3 separate regions of the Homo sapiens genome follow, and all the other regions are linked to region 1. Evidence: chromatin contacts called from ENCODE Hi-C or POLR2A ChIA-PET data. All regions are on one chromosome and are shown on one strand. The core of a region is the stretch at or near the end of the contact, and the rest is flanking DNA. Distances in the headings are between cores, read along the strand shown.

Region 1 (3,958 bases), core at 1,007-3,506:
CATACTGCTTGGATTATTACGAGCTCTCATATGTTAAACAACTAGAACCCCTTTATTGTGACTTTTATTAATTTCTTGCCTATCCTTTTCCATTTGATTTTTTTCAAGAGACCTTTGAAGGAAAATCTACCAAACTTCCAAATGCCGGCAGGGTTGGGGGCAGGAGTGATAAAATTCACAGCTTTACAAGACTGAATCATCCCATCCAGGAATCTGGCATCCTAACTGTCTAATTATCCAACAGGCACATTTCTTTTCAATTATTTCAAAATTCAGAATTTACTTTAGATCTTCAATAACTGCTAAAAGTTGATCTGAAAATAATCAGGCTAAAGACCAAGGCCCTTTTTAACCTGGCCTGTGGAGTGGTTTCTATATAAGAGGTAATTAGTGACCTACCTACTTCAAGTACTGTAATGAAGATGAAACAGAAAAAGGCAGTGGGACAATATGATATATATTAAGGAGAGCAAGACTTGAGGTAGCAAAACCAGAAAGGGATCTTCCACCATAGACCAGGAGTGGGGAGTTGTTTGCCTAAAAAAATGTAGCAAGAGTGGAGATGGAAGAAAAGTGGGAAAATCCAGATATTTAGAAGAGAAGGTCAAGATTACTTGGTGGGAGGGAGGAAGAGGGAATGAGGGATGATTCCCAGATTTCTTGCTTGGGCAACAGTGTGGGTTCTGGAGCCATCTATTAAGATAAGAGAAATGAAGAGGAGGGAGTTTTGTGTGTGGAAAAGATCAAGGAAGGATGGTAAAATCACTTGGGACATATTGCATTTGAGGTCCTTCAGGGACATTCAGGTGGATATATCTAATCGTTAATTAAAACGGATCTGAATCAAATTTATGCTGAAGTTCATGTAGAAAAACAAACATACAAGAATGTGTTGGAAAAAAGAGAATCTACTGAGGGGACCTAGCTCTACCAGATATATGAAATTATATATCCTCTATAATTCAACTGGTATATGGATAGCAAACAGACCAATGAAATAGAATAAAAAGCCCAGAAGGTTTTCCAAGTACATATGGATATTTGATATGTAATAAAGGTGGTATCTCAAATCCCTAAAGCAAAGATGGACTTTCTGATGCCAGAACAACTGAGAAACCGATTGGAAAAAGAAAACAAAAGATCCATCAATACTTTATGCCATACACAAATATAAACTCTAAATGTAAAGAAAACCATATGAATACTAGAAGAAAACATGGGTGAATGCTTCTTGGACCTTATGTAGGAAAAGATTTCTTAACTATGAATCGAAATCTAGAGGCAATAAAAGTTAAATAAATTTGACTACTTTTTTTAATGCATGGCAGAAAAACACCATAAACAAAGCCAAAAAGCAACTGACAAACTGGAGAGAAAATTGCAACATATATAACAGTTAATGTATTAAGAAAACTTGAAAATTGAGGTGAGAAGGACCAACAACCCACTAGAAAAATGTGGAAAAGACATGAACCGACAATTCACAAAGAAAGATATTTAAATTGTCCTTAAACACAGATAAGGCAAAATAAAATGCCATTGAGATATTACTTCTCAACTATCATATCAGTGAACATTTAAAAGTATGTCATAGGTTATGTTGGGAAGGGCATTGGGAAACAAAACACTCCCCTATATTTCTGATGGGAATGCAAAAATAGGTCTGAGATTCTGGGGAGGGAATAGCCTGGAGATGTAAATCTGGAAGTCATTGGTCTTTACTGGAAATGAATGAGATCAAACAGGGAGACAGAACTTGAGGACTGAGGAGAGAGGAGGCCCAGGACAGAACCCTAGGAACACTGCCACTCAAGGTGGCAGCTCAGCTTCCTGGCAGGCAGCACCACCCTGGGCTCTGGAGTCAGGCAGAGACAGTCTTGAAAGCGGGCTCTGGAGTTCTGGGGCTGAGCGCTCTTGGCAAAGTCGGGTACCCTCTTTGATCAGCTGTCACACCTGGCGATAATGGCATCAGAGAGAGATACCCTGCGAGGATGCCGTGAGATGCGCCAGGTAAAGCACCTGGGGTCAGAAAGCCACCCCCTCCTCCTCTTCTCCGTGACCCCCCTTTGCTACACAAACACACCCCGACCCCGACCGTCCCCAGCCTCCCGGTCCTTCGGGGTTGGATGGTGAGGTGGGTCAGGCAAGGGGGGCCGAGCTCGGGTGACGCGGCGCTCACGTGACCCGCCGGGCGCCTACGTGGGCACCAGCCCCCGCGCCCGCCCGCCCGCCCTGCGGTCCGGTCCTGGCGCCCGCGCAGAACCAGCTGTCTGAGCTGCCCGGGCAGCGGGGGAGCAGCGAGCGGGCTTCCGCGAGCCGGAGAAGGCACAGGCCTGTCCCGGGTCCCGGCAGGTCAGTGTGAAGGTGGGCGCTGCCGGCGGAACCACGGAAGGGGTGGAGGTGGCTGGCAGTAGGAGTAGGGAGGGGCGGAGAAAGGATCCGGGAGACTGGTGAGGAGGGGGAAGCGGAGCGGTCGGAGGCAAGGGCGGGGGAGCCTGGCCCGCCTTCTCGACGACCCCCTGCACTGAGCCGTCCATCCATTTTAGTACTGGAAATGGAGTACGGGGGGGCAACCCCGCAGTGCAACAGTGAAACGTAGACATATTCTGGAAATAACCGCCTCTCACAATCTGCTCCCATGGAAACATCTGACCTCCGCAAAAACGGGGTGGCGCTGGGACAGGTTGCCTCCAGGGGAAGGGGACACAGAGACAAACGCAGTTTGGAAAGCATCCTGGTTTGGTGCCCGAGGCCTGGAAAGAAATGGCGGCTGGGGTGCGGGGGATGTAGGGGAGGAAAACGTTGGGTAAGCAGGGCCTGGACTCAGGAAAGGGAACCGAGTCCCTGTGAGACCGCTGACTGCGCAGCCCCTACCCCTGTCTCCTGTCTGTCCGCAGGTCTGCGCGTCTGTTCCCAGCGCTCTGCGAGGCCTAAAAAGGAGGAGCAACCTGTCCAGAATCCCTGCAGGTCTGTGAAGGTGGTTGTGGGGGAGCTCAATGGACAGGGCCCTATAAGGGTTGAGAGTGTGGAGGGCCCGGCCAGGGCCGAACTGGGGCCCCTGCCCATCCCCCACTCACATGAACACACACCTTACCAGGCTGAACCAGTGCAGAGAAGGTGGCAGGGACTGCCAGGGAATGGCTGGCTCACGTGTGTGGGAGGAGTGGCAGGCTACGTGGTGGGCAGAAGGCCCTCTTGGGGGCCCTGCCAGCTTAGGGGAACCCTCACCAGGGGTGAGATGCAAGTACTATCCAGACCTGCATTCCACCCCATGCCCTCAGTCTCCCATGTCTCTTATTTGTCTCCTCTTCCCTCCATTCCCATCCCCCAGGACAGGAAAAGGAGGGGAAATCTCGACATGGAAAAACCCTACAATAAAAATGAAGGAAACCTGGAAAACGAGGGAAAGCCAGAAGATGAAGTAGAGCCTGATGATGAAGGAAAGTCAGACGAGGAAGAAAAGCCAGACGTGGAGGGGAAGACAGAATGCGAGGGAAAGAGAGAGGATGAGGGAGAGCCAGGTGATGAGGGACAACTGGAAGATGAGGGAAGCCAGGAAAAGCAGGGCAGGTCCGAAGGTGAGGGCAAGCCACAAGGCGAGGGCAAGCCAGCCTCCCAGGCAAAGCCAGAGAGCCAGCCGCGGGCCGCCGAAAAGCGCCCGGCTGAAGATTATGTGCCCCGGAAAGCAAAAAGAAAAACGGACAGGGGGACGGACGATTCCCCCAAGGACTCTCAGGAGGACTTACAGGAAAGGCATCTGAGCAGTGAGGAGATGATGAGAGAATGTGGAGATGTGTCAAGGGCTCAAGAGGAGCTAAGGAAAAAACAGAAAATGGGTGGTTTTCATTGGATGCAAAGAGATGTACAGGATCCATTCGCCCCAAGGGGACAACGGGGTGTCAGGGGAGTGAGGGGTGGAGGTAGGGGCCAGAGGGGCTTACACGATATCCCATACCTT
Region 2 (3,958 bases), core at 993-3,492, 350 kb before region 1:
CTGTTACTGCCTCATTTCTTCCCCACTGCAGCCCTGTGAAGCAAATATTTTCCCCATGAAAAGACTGAGTCTTAAACGTGTGTATCTGTAATAATTGCCAGTTTATTCCTCTGGCTAAGAGATCCAGAGGTAATTTGAGGTTTACATTTCTTTTTAAAGTTCTTTCATCAAGAGTTTAGGTGCCCCCATTGCCCTCATAAGCTGGTTGCAAATTATTTGACTCTTACTTGTAAAAAAAATCCTTAATTCTTTTTGTGTGTGAGACACGTGTTCATTAAAAAGTACATATAAGCAAAAAGAACAAAAAGAAGAAAACAAATAAAATTTCACACCACACAGAAATAAGCTTGGTTAAGTTTGTGATATATGTTATATGGATGTATGTATACACACACGCACACACACAAAGTTTGGAATTTTATCCTACATATGTGAGCTGATATTAAATATGCTGCTTTGCCATAACCTGTTATGTTTTACTTTACAACATGGAATGAACATATTCCCATGCAAATGTGTGAAAGTTTCCAATTGAAAAATAGACCTGGAAAATGGGTCAAAATCCAAAATCCAATGAGATGCTGGTACCAAGGAAATTACCTAAAACAAAATTTCATCAGATGATTAAAAGTAAAATGGAGGTCAAAGATACATCAGAAAATGCTAACAGAAAGAAAGCTGGGGCCAGATTTTAATATTAGGCAAAAATGAATTCAAGGCCTAAAGCACACAGGATAAGGACGGCTGCGTGAATGTCTTTGCTTCCAATGCATCATCACAAACTTGTTTCTTACTCTTCTTATCTCTTCCCTAAGCCTTTCAAGCTCATCTACTCCTCTTATCATTTCTTCAGGGTCCAAATGCCTAACGGGTGTGTCCTCTTTAAATCCCTGGCCAGGCTGATTCGGCCCTCCTCTGGGGTTTCCTTCTGCTTCCTGGCTTACGCCTTCTTCGGAAGGTTGAGGATTTCCTTCTGCCTCCTGTGGTACATCCTCCAAAGGGCGATCTTCCTCGGCCTTTGGCATGTTCTGTGGTTTTCCCTCATTTTCTTCACAAGACTTTTGCATATTGAGTATTTTTTATTTCCTTTTTGAATAAATTAATCCTAGAAAACAAGGAAACAAAACTACTAGATTCCAGGCAAACAGACCAGCAGTCAGAGTATGGGGTCCCATAGCGACTGGCCTTTTTTGACTCAGTACCCTAATTGTCAAAAGTTTTCCAACTAGAGAAAGCTGGATCCTCAGGCTCAGAACTCCCCTGACTCCACCTCCCTTCGCGCCCCCTTTCGTTCCAGCTCCATCTTTCTCCTCCTGCTCCTGCCCACCATCTTCCCAGCAGGCCCTGCTACAAGCCTCTCCTAATACTGAAATGGGAGCAGTACGGAAGCAATTAACCCTTCTCCCGCCTCTGGTCTCCAACACTCCCGCCCTTCAGACTTTCCCAGGCCCTCTCAACCTCCAGCCTCTCACCTGAGACGGCTGGTCCAGTCTCTGGCCTCCCCTCCCCCTTCAGCGTCTCTTAAGCCTCCTCCTCCCCCGCCTCATTTCCGCTGCAGGCTCGGCACCGGCCTCTGGCACTTAATCCGGATGGGGAGGGGCTGCTGCGACCCCAGGATGTGCTTTGGTGTCACTCACACTTCCACCCCCACCCGAAGAGACCTGAAGCAATTGCACCTTTACAAAAACTGACCTGCAGGGATTCAGGGGATTTTCCTCTCTCTTCCCTCACCTCGATTTGTGTCGCGCCCAAAAAACCAAATATCCTGCAGACAGATGGGAGTGTTTGGTGAGCAGACTAGTACCTGGATCACGGGTCCCTTTCATGATTCTAGGCCATGTTGGTGTAAAGTTTCCCATGTCCTCATCCTCGCCCTCCTTTTATGGCAACCCCGCCCTCCTCCGTGCCCACCGTTTTTCTGCAAGCAGGGAGTAGGAAAAGCAAGTTTCTTCCAAACAGTTTCTATGTCTCTCTCTCAGGACCCTTAATTAGCTACCCTTCTCTCTCTCCACCCGCCATCCCCCACCAAACAGCCCCAAATTTCCTGCACAAAATGGGAGTTTGGCGGAACAGAAGTGGGGAAAGCAGTGCCGGCCCCGCTTGCTTTCTGCTCTCGGCCTCCTCGACCCCAGGGTCTCCAAGTCAGCGCCCACGTTTATACTAACCTGAAAGGATCTTGGGCACTTTTCTCCTTCTCCAGCAATAAGGAGCTGCTACAGGGAAACAGGCCCTGGACTATAAGGACTTCTGCACACGTCGACTCCTGGTCACGTGAGAGTCGCGTCATCACTGAGCTCGAGTCCCCAGTTACCCCTCCCATTAACACTGCAGCCCGCCCGCTGCGTTCCCTCCACTTGATACTGTCAATCTTTTTTCGTATTTGCCAATCGGAGACAATAAACTGTTATCTTCGCCCTGGAGTATTTATTCGCCTTTCTCAGATTACCAGGAGGATCAGCCTTTTAGGGGTAATCGACCATTTCTCCTTCTTTGAGGAATCATCTCTTTCTTCTGCTCCCAATACTCCCACCTCCCCTCCTCCAAGACCCCTACAGTCCACCATTTCCCCTGGAATCCTATCCAGCATTGAAATGGGCAAAGGTGGTAGATCGGGAAGAGGGGGCTGGAAAAGAATCTAAGGTTGAAAGTGGAGGATTTGACTAATCCTCTTGAATAGTTTTCTGTTGTGTTCTATGTTTTCAGCAATCAGCATACTTTTAAAAATGGTATCAGAAAACGGATGCCTCATAAGCAATATGTAACACTTAATATGAAGGACAAATTAGTTATATCAATGTGTAAGACTTTGGAAAAGTTTTCTAATGGCTGGAAATGAAATGACAATATTCACAACATATTGATGTGTTAGAATTTTTTAAAATCTTACCAAACAGCACTTAAAAAATTGACTCCCAAATTAATGTGTGGAAGGAGGCCTAGTTTTCTCTTGTTAGCAATTTTGTATAGGTAATCTACTACTCTTTCTATTTCTGGCAGAACTCAAGTTATCAAGTGTTGGATGTCTGATCTTTTTCATTGATGACCACTGGTGGCATCCACTAAGGTTTCACTTGGAGGCTTCAGACAGACTTCCTCCCCATTTCCTCTATAGGATTCAGTATCTTGTTAATCAGATAAGTCCACAGAAAAGCCTGCTTTCCACTGAGTAAAATTCTTTTGGAACTCAAAGTAGTATGTTTCTTGGAAAACATTTCGTTGTTGGGAAATAACTCATACACTCATGAAACACTCAGAAAAGAGAATTCTCTGTATCTCACCATCAGGCTTGAGGCTTCTTTGCATGGCATTTTCATTCATGGCACTCTTGAGATAGTCTGGTATCATCCACTGTGTCCCATTAAAAGAACTATTGACATGCATAATTGTTATGATTAGAAAGCAAAGAGAACAACATTGCTGTAAAAAATAATATTAAACAGGAAACTGATATCCCTGCAACTCAGAATCCACTGGTACTTGGAAGGATGGTGGTGCCTGGAGTGGCATTCTGGCCAATGGAGCCAGCTGGAGAGTCAGAAGAAGACAGAGGGGGTCTTTTGTCTAGGGTGGTCACAGCAGGATGCCTTAGCCAACAAGAACACCCACCAGAGAAGAGAAAAGAAGGTTTGGAAAAAATAAATATTTTTTGGACTTAATGATTTATAGTTGAAGCATGACAAATTTCTTCCACACTTGAGGGATAAATGTTCTATTGTTTGAGAGAGAGCTTTTAATATAAATATAACTAGCAAATTATAAAGATTTAATCATTGCCTATCACCAAATGTTTCCACTCTTTTAAATGTAACCATTTAGTGAGGAACAACTCTGATCTTTTAAAAGAAAAATCATCAGCAGCAAAATGGACTTTGTGTGTGTGTACACTTCTATGAAGTTTAACCAATGTATAGATTTGTTTAACCACCACTGCAATCAGAATACAGTTCAATCACCCCCA
Region 3 (3,958 bases), core at 732-3,231, 310 kb after region 1:
ACTCCTACCCATCTTTTTTCAAGACTACTTGAATGTTGAGTAATTTTATACACACACACACGCACACACACACACATTTATATATATATATATATATATATATATATATATATATAAAATCTGGTTTATTCCATTAAATTCTCTAGGTATAATGAGAGTGAAAAAGCTAAGGAACATTGTTAGAGATATAATGTTGATCTGACTAATCCTTATAAAGGGAAACCTAGGAATATAAGAGACAGAAATGACCATGTAGTAAAGGGATTAAATGGAAAATTATTAAATGAAAATTATTACTGTCCTTGAAGCAAGTTGCGCTATAGATATATTAGAGTTGACAATGTTTAGTTCTCGGAAAAAGAATGCATGAAAAATCTTCAGGACGCCACAGGCCACCTGCCCCTCCCCTTTACTACCTCCCCCCGCAAGAGGTAATAAGAACCCATTAATCTCATGACCTCAGGTCTCAATCACACACCCCTTTGTCAAAGTTTACCCCCGTTATTTCTCAGATTCTTACATGAGCTCGGAAACTAGCGTTCCCCTGTATTTTACTTGCAGCCTCTCAACAGGTGCCTGCCTTGAGAAAATTAGCCTCTGGGGTAGAGTCGACTTTTGTCCACTGGGGGTCGCAGATCCCAGTCCTCAGGGCCTCAAGACTGTGCCGCGAAGGAAGGAAAGGAAGGGTTGGGAGCAGCCTCTTCTGAAAACCTGATACCTCCCCTCCACCGCCTCCTCTGTCGCCAGGCGGAAAATTCCCTCTCCCATCTTCTGAACACAAGCCAAAGTGCCTCCTGCACTCCCGCCCCCCGTACATTTCCTGCGGGAAACCGTCGGCCTACCAGCTCTGCAATCAGCCGCACAGAATTCAAATTCGGATTCGGCTTTGATGACCTGCCGGAGAGAAAGGGACTAGAAGTTGGATGACCTCCCACCCCCATATTCCTTCCCAGGAAGAGATGAGGAGATGCAAAAGGGGTTCAAGACAGCTTGCGATCGTCTTCTCCCGCCCCTTGCCACCTCCCCGAACACCCGCCCCCGACGCCCGACAACACCCCCGCCCACTTCAATCCAGGCAAATCATAAATCCTACCCAGTCGGCAGCATCCAGATGAGCCACAACTCCTTTCTCAGCGCAACCAGGCCATGGGAGTGCTCCATCCCCTGCCTCGCAGTTACTGATTCTCCAAGCCGGGCGCCGCCCAGTCCTGGTGGGGCTTCCCCCACCCCTCTCCGCGCCGGGAAATCGCGCGCTCTTTCTTTACCTGCGCTCCACTGGTGGGCAGCGTATGCTCCCGCGTCGACAGCTCTGTTTCGCCTTCCGGTCCCCATAGCTCTGCAGGGGAACAGGATCGCTGGCGCCTCCTGGGCCGCTAAGCGACCCCGGGGCTGCCCGGCTTAGCGAGTGCTTCGCAGAGAGGTAGCCGAGTCGAGGCAGCGCGGTTCCCAAGGAAGTCACGGCTGCGGCCACCCTCCAGTTCGGACCTCCGGGCAGCCGCGGTTGCTTTCAGTCTCTGCCCATTGAGACAAAAGAGCGTGACAAGCCGCGCGACGCGGCCAATCAGCGGGGCGAGGAGGCGGCCTACCCAAGCAGCCTCTGGCCCTGAAGCTACTGCTAGCAAGACTCGGGAGCTGGCTGGCGGGGGCTGAGGCCGACAGGCACGGGAGCCGGCGCGGCGTCAAGTGGAGCTCGGACGCACGGACCAGGCCCATTTCCCTTTCATCTGTGAGTTTGCTGCTACCCCGTCGCTTCCCTTCTCCCCATCCCCTTCCGCCTCGGCTCTGCTCCGGGCTTTGAGACCGGATGCCTGAAACACGAGGTGGGACAGAAACCAAGTGAACAATGAGAGTTCCTTACCTTTGTATAGGGGGAAGGGGGGAAACAGCATTTACTGAGTGCTTTCTGTGTGCGGATGCGCCTGTCTCCTTTCTTCTCAGCAGCCCTGTGAAGGAGGTAGCAGTGTGCCCACTTAACAGGAAAGGACTGAAACACCCAGGCGGTACAGTTAGGAAGTGCAGAGCTAAGAGCTCACTCCCAAGTCAACATATCTGACTTCAAAGGCTACCCCTTGCCAACACTCCTCTATTCTGTTAGATTAAGGGATAGCGGAGAAAAACCAAAGCCAGGATGGGAGGACCAACTTGGGACTGCATAGAATTAGTGAGCAAGAACTGTTATCTCCATTTCACAGATGAAGAAACTGAGCCAAAGACAGAGAGGTTAAGCGTCTTGCACTGTATCCCGCAGCAAAGAAGTTACAGCATCCAACTTAGCACCTGTATGTTGCTCTCTAGATGCTAATTGTTTGCCCTGCAGCATTGTCTGAAGAGCACTTTTGCACAGGTAGTCTCAAACCATCTCAACAGCAGTCTCAATGTGATGATAGTGCTGAGGGAGGGGGTGAGGAGGTAGTAGGGAGAGGGCTGAGGGAAGATGAAGGCAACCTTTATGGTGCCCATTGTACAGAAGAGGAAACTCTTCTTGGCACTCTTCTTTCCTTCGTTTTTTTAAAAATACTTTTTTTTATACTACAAAAAGCTGCCCTTTTTATAAAAGCAACATAATTTCGACAGCCCTTTGTGACGCCAAGGGAGGCAAGGCTCAGAGAGGTAAAATGATTTGTCTGAAATTACAAGGTGAAGCCAAAATTTGGACCGAATCTCTGAATCCAGAACTCATACTATTAACTAAAGTGAGTAAAAAGTGGGCTGCCTCAGAATCATTTTGGAGAGCTTGTTATAAATGCAGATTCCTGGGCCTTACCCCTGGGGGATTTTGATGTACTAGGACTACAGGTAAAGAGTGTGATTTGTAGTTTTAAACAGCCCCATAGTTGATTCTGAGGTGTAGAGAGATTCGTGAACCACTGTTCTAAACACCACCACGTGATGCTGAAGGTTATAAGTAAATGGGCCTGTCATCAGTGTATTTGTCCATGGCATATCTGTTATGAAATGTAACTCCAGAGCACAGGTTCCTACCCGCGGTCCTTCCTGGAACTGTATGCAAAGAATCTGGACTCCGTACATTCTTCTGAGTCCACAGCTTTGCAGATTTTCAAATGGGTCTGTCATAATGTCTTCCTTCTTCAAGCCATGCTTGATGAAGAAGTGTGAGAAATCAAACCCCATTTAACCTAACCCCCAAACCACAGCTCTCTGTTGCTGATATGGCTCTTTCATTTCCTGGCTCAAGGACAGGTTGCTAGGTTGCCCTTCTGTGAGCTCTTCAGGGGACTTCTCCTTTGCTGGATTTGGCATCACTGGCCCCAGAGAAGGAGCAACTCCATGGAAACAGCATGCAGGGCTGTCCAAAGTGAATGGCCATGAAGGCAGTGGCTGGAAAACCTGCTCCATTTTTCCCTGACTTAGAGAGCAGGTATTACTTCCTTTATGTATAGTGTGGCTAGGAGGCTCCTGTGGGGCCTGTTCTTGACTCCTGATGCTTGGAAGCAAGTGAACAGTCTGAAGCCCTTCCACTGCCGTTGGCTTCATCTTCAGCCTGCCAAGGCACTTCACTCACTCATTTCCACCCTCTTATTTACAACCCCAAGATGTAGAGTTCCTTGGAGTAAACAATACAGATTTGGAGATGAAGCACTTTCCATCTCAGGATTGTGGCCTGTGGATGGAACAGTGGGGTAGTGGTGGTGGAAGGTGGAAAGTGTGGATGTATGGAGAAGGCAGGTTGCTCACCTCGCACACTTAGGGGTGATGGTGGCAGTAGCTCTTAGGTTTCCTTCAGACTTTTGCTTCTGCTCCCCTGTCCCGTGACATCTGACTCTTGCCTCCCAGAAGACTCTTGTTCAGTGTTTAAATTGGCTTTATCACCAAATTAGGTATTTGCAGCTGGACTTGGTAGGGATGGAATCACATAAGACCAAGAATAGGTGTCAGAGCTCGGACAAAAATAATGACAGGAAATGGATTGTGTAAAGGTGCCAGAGTTGGACTACTG

The links. Hi-C counts contacts between places; a loop is a spot of excess contacts on that map. ChIA-PET counts read pairs that join two places held with the same protein, here RNA polymerase II (POLR2A). Pooled maps may share reads with other maps.
Region 2: a loop to region 1 is called in a pooled map, with 3 times the contacts of the local background. The contact joins the promoter of TCEAL8 here to the promoter of TCEAL3 in region 1. A Hi-C loop is called at or near these places in 2 of 50 pooled maps.
Region 3: a loop to region 1 is called in a pooled map, with 2.7 times the contacts of the local background. The contact joins the promoter of TMSB15B-AS1 here to the promoter of TCEAL3 in region 1. A Hi-C loop is called at or near these places in 2 of 50 pooled maps. POLR2A ChIA-PET finds 5 or more read pairs at or near these places in 2 of 52 experiments (H1 and OCI-LY7).

The regions. Positions count from the first base shown.
Region 1 is chrX:103,605,707-103,609,664 of GRCh38, forward strand. TCEAL3 (transcription elongation factor A like 3) reads left to right here and starts at 2,257. Exons shown (of 3, transcript NM_032926.3): 1 at 2,257-2,352; 2 at 2,898-2,967; 3 at 3,332-3,958. The coding sequence starts at 3,359. RefSeq lists silencers at 2,152-2,381, 2,412-2,581.
Region 2 is chrX:103,252,913-103,256,870 of GRCh38, forward strand. TCEAL8 (transcription elongation factor A like 8) reads right to left here and starts at 2,243. Exons shown (of 3, transcript NM_153333.3): 1 at 2,166-2,243; 2 at 1,693-1,765; 3 at 83-1,105. The coding sequence starts at 1,067. The coding sequence ends at 714. RefSeq lists an enhancer at 2,180-2,229.
Region 3 is chrX:103,917,567-103,921,524 of GRCh38, forward strand. TMSB15B-AS1 (TMSB15B antisense RNA 1) reads right to left here and starts at 1,982. Exons shown (of 5, transcript NR_146557.1): 1 at 1,859-1,982; 2 at 1,266-1,514; 3 at 843-894; 4 at 521-659. It also overlaps a transcript of TMSB15B not described here. RefSeq lists an enhancer at 1,908-1,997.